Linked DNA regions of Homo sapiens: region 1 is linked to region 2. A link is a loop called in an ENCODE intact Hi-C map of the cell type or tissue named here. Cell type or tissue: heart right ventricle. All regions are shown on one strand. Each heading gives the region's core, and the rest is flanking DNA. Links, peaks and the distances in the headings are about the cores only. Region 1 overlaps LINC00670 (long intergenic non-protein coding RNA 670). Region 2 overlaps MYOCD (myocardin).

Region 1 (5,380 bases), core at 329-5,328, 50 kb after region 2:
ATTTCCTGAACACCTGTTATTTGCTACAAACCACTAAATGGAGTTCTTTGCCTGGGATAGCTCATTTACTCCTCTTAGCACTCCAGGATTAAATGAGAGGGAGGAATTGCTTTTCTCGTTTGATAATAGAGGAAAATTGAGATTCAGAAACTGCATGCCTTGTCCCACTTCTGGTAGGTCAGGGGGCTGAGCTTCAAATGTAGCTTTGTCTAAAACATAAACTTTCAAAACTACCAAGTAATCTCCCTGTCTTCGGTGGGGGCCCCTAGAAAAGTGACTCTGCCAATGTTGGGTTTGGGGGCAGGAGGCTTTCCAGGGAATGGCTTGGAAATAATTCCTACAAAGGAGTGAGGAAAGCAGGATAGAGCATGAGGAGAAGTTAAACTGTGACGTGTTTCCGATCGAGGTCTCAGCAGATTCAAGCAGAGTAAGACCTATTAGGCACTCGCCTCAGGGCAAAATGTCAGGGTGCCAGAAAACTCAGTAATCAAGATACATATTTTAATGCAGTATTCAAACGTTTAAACTAATGTAAAAAAAAATCATGATGAACAAAGAACCAAAATTTCAAATAAAAGGCAAAATCCAACCCTGTATTTACATGGCTGACCTCACTTGCCCCACCCTAATCCCCATCCTGTCAGGGTTTGCATTTACCACATTTTAAAAAAATTTATGATTATAATTTTTTAGAGGAAGGGTCTCACTCTGTTGCTCAGGCTGGAGTGCAATGGTGCGATCACAGCTCACTGCAGCCTAGAACTCCTGAGCTCAAGCCATGCTCCAACTTTGGCCTCCTGAGTAGCTGGAACTACAGGCACACACCACCATGCCCAGCCAATTTTTGATTTGATTTGATTTTTTTTTTATTTGTGGCAATGGAGTCTCACTATATTGCCCAGGCTGGTTTCAAATGCCTGTTCTCAAGCCATGTTCTCTCCTTGGCCTCCAAAGATGCTGGGATTGCGGGAGAAAGCCACTATGCCCACAGCCCTATAAAATATTTTGTGCCGGGCGTGGTGGCTCACGCCTGTAATCCCAGCACTTTGGGAGGCCAAGGTGGGCAGATCACGAGGTCAGGAGATCGAGACCATCTTGGCCAACATGGTAAAACCCCGTCTCTACTAAAAATACAAAAATTAGCTGCGCGTGGTGGTGCTTGCCTGTAATCCCAGCTACTTGGGAGGCTGAGGCAGGAGAATTGCTTGAACCAGGGAATCGGAGGTTGCAATGAGCGGAGATCATGCCATTGCACTCCAGCCTGGCAACGGAGCAAGACTCTGTCTCACACACACAAAATTTTAATACTCTATTATAAACTTTTTGCATTAACTTTTTAAAATATTGATTTAAATATTTATTTGCTTGTTTATTGAGATTTTTTGGTTCTCCCTTAAATTTCGCATCTCAGTCAAGTTCTTCACTCACCTCACCCTAGTTCTGGCCCTGAATCCCAGGGAACTCTGGATCTGGGATAATCCTTCAGAGTTGTCCTGCCTTAAAGAGATGAGATCAGGCCTTTTTTTTTCTCCCATCCCCAGAACCAGTTATTGGATAGATGTGTTCCTAGGAAGAAGATGTAAGCTTGGGTGATTCCCATTAGCTGAGAGCAAATCTCTGAATAGGATTCAGCTGAGAGCCAGAAGCCCCCAACACTCCCAGAAGCTGGTCGGCTCTGGGAGTTACAGCCTTGTAACCACTACACTTCCCAACGCAACTAACCTCAAGTCCAGGGCTTTCCCTACTGTCCCCTTCTCTCAACTAGGGGCAAATCTTGTCATTAGATTAGAACTTCTATGGAGGGAAATCTGCTTGGAGTGTATTGTTTACAAAATAAAAATTTCCAATATCATGTGGTTTATCAAGGAGGATATTCAGGGTTGGAACTATTTATGCGTCAATTCAAGAGTTCTGTGCTGTTATTTCCATCTGCAAAGGTCATTCTACTAAGGCTAGAACTTAAGCCCCAGGGAGTTTCTTGGCTTAGTGAAGACTTCTAGTTTTCAACAGCGATGAGACAAGGAGTGTCTGAATTCATTCAGCATCAGCCTCCAACTCCACCCCACACGTATCCGCTGGTAAGTACCTCAATTTCATGTGACTTTGCATATTCTCTCATAGTAGCTGTCTGTCGAACCCCTATATGCTGACATTAAGGTTCAGACATGTTCATCTTGCTGCATTCTACCTGGGACTCCATCAGCTTGGAACGCAAATGAGATGAATTGGTGAGAAACAGGCCAGAGGTGCTGTTGCAGGTGCCATGGTCTGTGGAAAAACAATGCTTTGGCTGGTTCACTGGAGACCGTGTCATCAAGGGTGTCAGGCCCAATAGGGACAGGACTTGAGGTCTCATAGGTCAGGGGATTTAGGCAGGGGTTATACCTGGAGGAGGGGTGACCAGCCAAGCTAGGCATTCAGAAATACTTTAATAAGAGCGTACAGGCAGGAGCAGACGGGTAGAAAGTACAGAGAAGGGATTTGAGCAGTGGGGATCTGAGGACTCTAAATGGGATTTGGAACAGGGTTCTGTGGACAGGAGAGGTTGGCTATCCCAGTCCCTCAGTTACAACTGCCATCACATTGTCTTTAAGGACACAGACTCTGAAGCCTGACTGCTTCAGTCTGAATTTCAGTTCCTCTACATACCACCTGTGTTGACCTTGGATAAGTTACTTAACCTCTCTGTGCTTTACTTCTTCAGAGAAGGCAATAATGTGGGCTTTGTGAATTGTCATAATGTAAAAGAGTTAATAAGTGTAAAGCACTTAGAACAGTGCCTGGCACAGAGAAAGTGCTGGGGTTTTGTTTGTTTGTTTGTTTTTTGACGGAGTTTCGCTCTTGGTGCCCAGGCTGGAGTGCAATGGCGCGATCTCGGCTCACGGCAACCTTTGCCTCCCGGGTTCAAGCGATTCTCCTGCCTCAGCCTCCTGAGTAGCTGGGATTACAGGCATGCGCCACCATGCCTGGCTAATTTTGTGTTTTTAGTAGAGATGGGGTTTCTCCATGTTGGTCAGGCTGGTCTCGAACTCCCAACCTCAGGTGATTCACCCACTTCGGCCTCCCAAAGTATTGGGATTACAGGCATGAGCCACTGGGCCCGGCCTGGTTATTTTTTTTCAGACATCTTGTCAATTCTTCCTTTACCTGTTCTCTCCCCTATTTACCTTCTCCCTTTCCTTCCTTTTTTCTCTTTTTTCCTTAACAGGTCCTCATGTGAACACAAGTTATTATCCAAAACGTGGTGTCCTTCATGTTTAATTTAAAATCAGGTAAAGGAAAGGGAGCATATTCTTCTACTTCAATTGCTCCTTTCTGCTTCTTTCTGGTTCTCAACTGAGATTTTCCCATGGCTATGAGGCTCCAAATAGAAAACCTGTTTCCTACCCTTGACCTCTGTGCTCATTACCTCATCATTAAGCCTCTATTAGCTTTTTCTGGACCCTAATGTTACCTAGATTAGATTTAACGTGGCATGGTCAAGTACACAAGGAACCATTCAGGCCATCAGAAAGCTTTCTCCATTTCATGAGAAATCTTGAATTCATTTTGAGATGACTTCAGGAGAGTGCAGAGATGTTCTTTTTTTAAAAAGTTATTTTTGCCTGTGGAACACACCATTTCCACAAATAATGAGTCTCATCCAAAACGCCGCTGTGGGCAGGCAGACTCACAGCTCGCGAGACAGTAACTCTTTCCTCCCCCACTCCTCCACTCTCCCATGGCTGGCTCATCAGCATGGAAGAGAAAATTCATCAGCTCTGGAGAGTCATCTTAGAGATACGCAGATTTAAAATATGCAAGACAGTATTGCAAAATTAAAAATCAGTAAAATCCCACAAGCGGAACCAAATGGACAGTTTTTAGTATCTCCTTACTGTTGAGGGTGGAGATAGGAAATTAATAGAGAACCACATAAAGTAGCTTGAAGCAAAAATAACTTGTGAAAAGTGGTGCTAGATTCAGATAAGCCTGAGAATGGACGTTGTTTTCCTTCTACAGAAAGGCAGAAGCATGAAACAGCTCCGTTAAAGAGAAGACAGTATTTGTACTCAGGATTTGAACAAGGCCCATTTATTGAATATAGTTGCAGCACTGGAATCTGCAAGACAAAAGAGAAAGAGATGGATCAAAGTTCAATGAATTAGAATTGTTTGTTTTGAAGCCTAAACATTCCACAACTTCACGCGCTGCAATTAATATTTACCCCAAATTAAGGAAAAGACTAATCTTATTCAGAAGAGAAGTAGATCCGTGAATAATGCAAAACTGGCAACCAAAAGGAGAGGCTCTATCTGTTCGTTCGTCTGTATCTGGAATGTCAATCTGAGCTTCAGAGAATTCATAGACAAGTAGGGAGAAAGCTTTACAGAAAAGACAGATTTGGTGCTGGGATAATAAGTCTAAGCAGGAGTTTACCAGGTAGACAAGGTGTTCTCTCTACCCAGGACACCTCTCCTTGTCCCCTGGCAGATAGGGAGAAAAGAGGCAACCTTCAGGTTTGCTCTTTAGGAGATCTGCATTAGCTGAAATATACAATATTACGGCAGCAATTTTAAGAATCACAGACCTCTCTGGGAATCTCACGAGCATCCTGCTCCCAATGCAAACACACAAATACACAGAACTTAACACACGATTTCAGGAGGTTCCTAAACCTGTTTGTAGGCATGAGGTTGCATGGCTCTAGGCTTAAGAGGAGGAGGCAGAAAAGACCAGAATGGAAACACCTTCCCGTTAACTGAATCAACAACCTGCCCACTGAAGCCGTTGTGGTAGATAACACCAGTGCCGTGTTATTGGTAGTTTGTGGTAGATCATAGTTTAAGTTAACAGCTTTGTGCCTGGCACATAGTTCCTCCCATAGTGTATAAATAATGGACACAGTTATTCTCAAATAAGCCCTTTATTTTGATTATTATATATTTTGGTGTAAAGAAACCCTTATTTTGTGTTAAAATGAAAAGAAATAGTTAAAGCCAGAAGACCCACTTCACATTATCAGTCAAGATCTTGGAACCTGCCAGGAATCTTGCACGCTGCCAGGAAAAAGCAGCCCCTTTATAGAATGGTGTCTGAATACGGCTCCGTTCTGTTAGTGGCACCTTCTCTGTAAACATTTATCGTATAGGATCACGGGGAAAGCTGGCAGCACAAGACTACCTTTTGTGGCAAAGCTGCTTCCTCATGGGAGGGGCGATTACTAAGTTTGGGAAATATTTCTTGAAATTAACAGATTTTGGACATGTCATGGGTACCATACTTGCCTTAGACATGCAACTTCAAGAAGAATTTTACTACCTCGAACTCCCCCTAACTTCTGCCCTCCCAACCAGACTGTTACCCCTTGAACTCTTCTATATAGAATTATGGAGACCTT
Region 2 (5,380 bases), core at 77-5,076:
TATGTTGGCCAGGCTAATCTTGCACTCCTGACCTTGTGATCCACCCACCTTGGCCTCCCAAAGTGCTGGGATTACAGGCATGAGCCACTGCACCCGGTCACCATTGTGAAATTCTTAATCATTGTTGAACAATGGACCCTGCACTGTCATTTTGCACAGGGCTCCACAAAATATGTAGTGTTCCCCTGGACATTGCCTTGTTCAAGGAAAAGGTTCCTATTTGGGAGTGGTAAGGGATAACACTGTAACAGGAGTTAGGAATTCAGAAAAAGAGGGCCATGGATGCTACGTTCCACTTTCTCCTGTAGAAAGAGGGCTACACCGGCATGTTTTTGAGCAGCAAAGTAACTCAGTAACATTGACATTTTAGGAGGACTCATCTGATGCTCAGACGATGGGAAGAGACAGGGTTGGTTTGGAGACTCTCATCATGATCCATGGATAAGGAAGAAAGTCCACTTGGGAATAAATAAAAGAGGGCAAATTTGAGAAACAAGTGGAAAAAAAAGAATTGCTATGTCTTGATAATAAATTCATGAAAAATGGAGAGAGAGAGAGAGAATGAGAGAAAGAGAGAGATGTGAATTAGACTTACTTATATGACACACTCTTTGATCAGACTTTTGAAAACAACAAAAGCACTATTACTATGATTATTGGTAGCCAAATTGGTAGGGCTGCCAGGAGCCTTTGAAGTAATGTCTTCATCTGGGAATTTGCCAGTAAGGTGAACATGCTAACATCATTCATTTGTCCATTCATTCATTTCATTCATTCAATATTTACTGATCACCTACTGTACGTCCAAACACTGTCTTAGACATGAGGGATCCAGCTGTGAATAAAACTGTCACAAGTTCTGCCTATGGAAAGTTTACAGCCTAGAGAGGGGGAAAGATGTTAAACAAATAATTACAATTTGGGGAGTGTCATGCCAGGAGCTTCATGTAGTTTGGGAATTAGGGAAGCTTGTCTGGCCTTTTCTCCCAGGAAACTCAAACAAATAAATAAAAGGAGTTGTCAGGCCCACAGCATTTAATTTGCCTCCTTCCAGTTCTACTTAACAACAGCTTGTATGTGTATGTGTATGTGTGTGTATCTGTGTATGTGTGAGTAATTTTCATTCCCGAAAGACTTGACAGGCCTGATAAGAAAGAGAGAATGAGAGACAGAGAGAAGGAGCGGGAGAGAGAGAGAGCGCGCGCGCACGAGAGAAAGCGACAGAGGAAGACAGAGACAGGTACTGACAGTAAAGTTGTTGGTGACAGTGACAAATGAAAGAAAGGAGGGGAAGCCGGTGATGCCTCCCTTTTATTCTCTTCTGAAACGGTTTTCCACTGGGTTTAATAGGAAATGCTTTTCTCCTCTGCCATCCGCATGGTTTTTGTCTCTCTTCCTAGTCCTAGTTTTTGTTCTGAGGATGGGCATCCCTCAAGCCAGACTGAACTTTTCCCTAGGAATTTTGGAAATGGGACTGGAAGAGAAAATTCAATAGCAGTCGGAGGTGGCCATTTTCACCCACATGAATTGGGAAACAAAGCCAGTCAATATTGCGGGAGAAGATGGAGCACAGAAGACGGCCAGAAGAGTAGCCTGAGAGTGTTCAAATCCCCAATTCCAGCTTATTTCCACCCAAGTCGCTAATACAGTCCTGTCGTTCAGTTTGATGAGATACCCCAGTATGTTTATAATAAGTGTTCCTTTTTGCTTAAGCTTGTTCAGGGTTTCTAGTGTTTGATTCTCTATTATTTGCAAACAAAGAGGTTCCATATGATAATTGTTGAAGAGGGGCATCCCGTGGTGGCAGAAAGCTATCAGCACAACCAGGTAAAGCTTTGAGATCTACTTTTAAATCCTGTTCTACCAATCAAAGACTTCTGGGTATGTGGATGCAGGTGTTTGTAAAAGTGAGCAAAACGTACACTTCTGACAGAATGCACATGGCAGTTATCATACTTAGGACCTGGGTTAAGAAGTGTTGAACAGCAGCTTGGATGGCTATTTATGATGCATCCTCTCCATATGGTGCCAGGTCAAGATCACAAACCCTGGATACAACAGAGCATGAGCCCCCTGAAAACTCTCTCCGCGAAAAGGGCAGTGGTACCTGTTTATAATTTAGTCTTTTACCTTCCCTTTTCTGTTGAATCCTACCCTAGGTTTAGCTGGACGCATCCTTATATGTAATCTTTGACCTTGACATTATTGCCTTCAAGGACACTACCAGGCATAGGTCTTTGGGAAAGCTATTGGCTGATGAATGGATAACTTCCTAGAAAGTAACAAGCAGGACCACCATCAGAGGCTTCTGGTCTCCTCCAGAGCTGGAAGCTGATACTGTGTGGCACACATCATATGTACAACTCTCCTCTGCTCTTCCTGTGCATGGTTCACCCACCAAATTCTTTCCTTTGCCTGGCATTATCTGACTCTAGGACAAAGCCACCGTTCCCCACCAGTGGCCCGTGTCATCTGTGGGTCTGACATGTTCCTCTTTGGGGTACAGAAGCATCGAATTTCCCGGTAAAGAGAAGAGGGTGGCTGACAGAATGCTTGGAGAAGGTGAAATGAGAGACCTGGTTATCTGCGTCGGTCTTGCCCTAATCCTGGCCACATTTCCCAAACAAGGCTGAGAGCCAGGGATGATTTTTGTGTGGAGTGCTAATGCCTGAGCTCAATTTGCTCCTTGCCTTCTGATTCCAGGTACCAATGATAACTGTTCCCTAGCCAAATGTTGCCCTGCATGCTGTTATCTGTTGTATTCACTGACCAAGAATAACATAGGCCTGACTGTCTGCTCATCTACTGCAGGGAGTACTCAGAGAGGACGAGGTGAAAATGATGATCAGGTCACTGAGGTAGCCCTCGATGGTCTCAAGGAACAAGGTGAGCTCTGAGGGGTGCTGGGCTGGCCTGGCCTCAGTGACTCTTACAGGAGAGCACTCAAGCAGCGGGGGCTGAGACCAGGTACACACTGTTCTTTCTTCATCCTAAGGGATGTCCCGGCTCTGCTTCCTTTAGGGAGATTAAGAGATATGAATTCAGGCCAGCATCTAGTGCTGGGCATTTGGCGAGTCAAAACCAAGAGAATACTGAAAGCCAAAAGGCTCGGTCTCAGAATTACCATGCAGTGATTTCAATGATTGAGCCTCACGCATGGGCTCAAGTTGTTTTAGAAAGATGTCTGTTCACACGAACACTGCGAAGCTATTCTTTCCCTAAGCACCACACTCTCAGTTTGTCAAAACATTTGAAGAAGACTAATTCATGCCTCAAAAGGAATTCTCTCTCACTCACAAAGCTGCCAGGTTTGTGAGCTTGAGGCTTTCATGTTAAAATAACTCAAGACACTAGAGGAATAGGGAAGAAAAACCTCAAGTGGAAATGCCTTACGATGTCACTAAGAGGGCAGAATCCACAATTCACATGCTCACCGGGAGGATGGGGTGGCAAAGTCAGATGGCTCAAGCCAGCTCTGACTGGTTCGGATACTTGTGCGAAGCAGTACAGGGTAGCAGTCACAAGCATGGACTTAGAATCCAAAGGTGCATGAGATCAAGTCCCAGCTTTTCCATTTACAAGGCATGGGATTTTGAGATAGCTCCTTCAGCGCTGGAGGCTTGGTTTCTTCTTCTATGGATGGGAGGACTGTAACAACAGTACCTCCTTACAGGATTGCTGTAAGGATTAAATTAGTTAGCACACGCAGCAGGCATGTGAGCATCAGATAGTTCTTGGGGTGCTCTATTGGGGTGTAGGGAACCTCATCAAAACCCTCTCCAAGTCAGGGAGGACTGGGAAGCAGCTGACAACACTGTCACTACAAGTGTTCAACTAGCACGGCTGTTCAGCCGCGGGGAACTTTTCCTTCCATCACAAACAGGTCCCTGAAGTACAGAACAGAAACTCGGCAACTGACATAAACAATTTCAAACAATAATTTCAGAAGACAAATTGCTCCATTTGGGCACCAAGATTCCTCTCTGAGGCTTTCCCCACTTGTTTATGTATTCTGTGGCACAGAGCCATGAGTGAATTAAGCAGACAGCGCGCACACACGCCCGGGGCCGGTGGGAGGGGCCTCCGGGAAAAGGACCTGCCATTTGACCTGCGTTCCTTGAAAGCTATTGCTGCAGAGATGCCTGAGACAAAGGGACTCAGATTTACGCCTTCTTGTGTTCGCTTGTTCATCGAGAGAGGCCACAAGATTGGGTGCCAGGAGATCTGAGTTCAAGTGCTTCACCATGCTGTATGTGTAAATTCGGGCAGGTCATTCCCGTTTCTATACCTTAGTTTCCCATCCCTGTAAGACAGACGTCATTATACTCACCTCTAGGGTAATTATAGTGGTCAAATTAAGAGCCCTTTATCCCTAATAAATTACCATACGAAGATTAATGAGGTTAACCGTGGGCATCCACTAAGTAGCTGAATAAAAATTAGATATAAAGGAGAATTAGAGTTTGGAAGAAAGGGTGTATTTTATGAGGCAAAGAAGTTCTTCTAAAATTAAGAGGAGAGTCTTCATTCCATGGGGCTGTGGTTCTTGAATACAGGTTTACGTTCTTTTGAGAGCCTAAGTGAAGCTTGTGATATATACTATTCTATTATAGCATTTAAAGCATGTATTGCCTTTTCTGACTATAAAACAAGTGCGTGTTCATTATAGAAAATTTGAAAAATGTATAAAAGTTTCAGGATGAAAGGCAAAATTAATAGGAATTCAAGTCTGCAGAGATAAGCAGCACCTGCTAATACTTTGCCTTTTTTCTTCTGATTCATATACCTGAACATGGATATAAAAAGGTACCTACCCTACAATTTCTCAAGAATTGGGACTATATCATATGCAATTCTGAAACCTCCTTCTTGCATTGTAAACATCTTTGCATCTCATGATCCTCTGAAAACACGATATTTAAAGTGCATGTTAAATCCCATTTTTTATGTATTTAAATATTTTCTTTTTGTTAACCAACTCCAGTTTTTCCCTCGGTGTTACTGTAGCACATATACCACTGCAAAGAGCATCCTCAAAGATAATCTTTACCTCTCTCATACTATATATATGTTATATATCATATACAAACATATGCATATACATATATATAAATGTAGGTATATTAACCATTCTTTAAATGTTAGAAAATAATCCTGGCTCTACTGTTAGACACAAGGTTTTGAAACAACCAAACATGATGCTTGAGAATACTTTCTGTCTCTGGGACATTCTGTAGTGTCATGCTCTAATCTATGTGTTAAGAACACAATCCTTTGTGAAGGCTGCATTTCTACTAAGCCAGGGATTCCTTTGCTATCCCTATGCCTCATTCTGTCCTCCTCTCCCAGCCAATCCTGAGTTACATTTGCTGAATTTCCA

The links. Hi-C counts contacts between places; a loop is a spot of excess contacts. Peaks named below come from ENCODE experiments on the same cell type or tissue, not always from the same donor. Only the 100,000 strongest peaks of a DNase experiment are listed, where the experiment ranks them.
Region 1: it touches region 2 in a loop (7-fold over the local background); 2 of 110 quality-filtered maps call a loop at or near these places.

The regions. Positions count from the first base shown.
Region 1 is chr17:12,629,596-12,634,975 of GRCh38, reverse strand. The region is part of intron 3 of LINC00670 (long intergenic non-protein coding RNA 670); the gene reads right to left. Among named protein-coding and RNA genes, the nearest start is that of MYOCD, 34 kb to the left of the region's middle. RefSeq lists an enhancer at 3,310-4,509. In heart right ventricle, for the core only: no CTCF peak of the experiment used is centred there; no DNase peak of the experiment used is centred there; H3K27ac peaks cover 3,556 bases.
Region 2 is chr17:12,679,284-12,684,663 of GRCh38, reverse strand. The region is part of intron 1 of MYOCD (myocardin); the gene reads right to left. The region is part of intron 2 of MYOCD-AS1 (MYOCD antisense RNA 1); the gene reads left to right. Among named protein-coding and RNA genes, the nearest start is that of MYOCD, 16 kb to the right of the region's middle. In heart right ventricle, for the core only: no CTCF peak of the experiment used is centred there; no DNase peak of the experiment used is centred there; H3K4me3 peaks cover 714 bases; H3K27ac peaks cover 4,860 bases.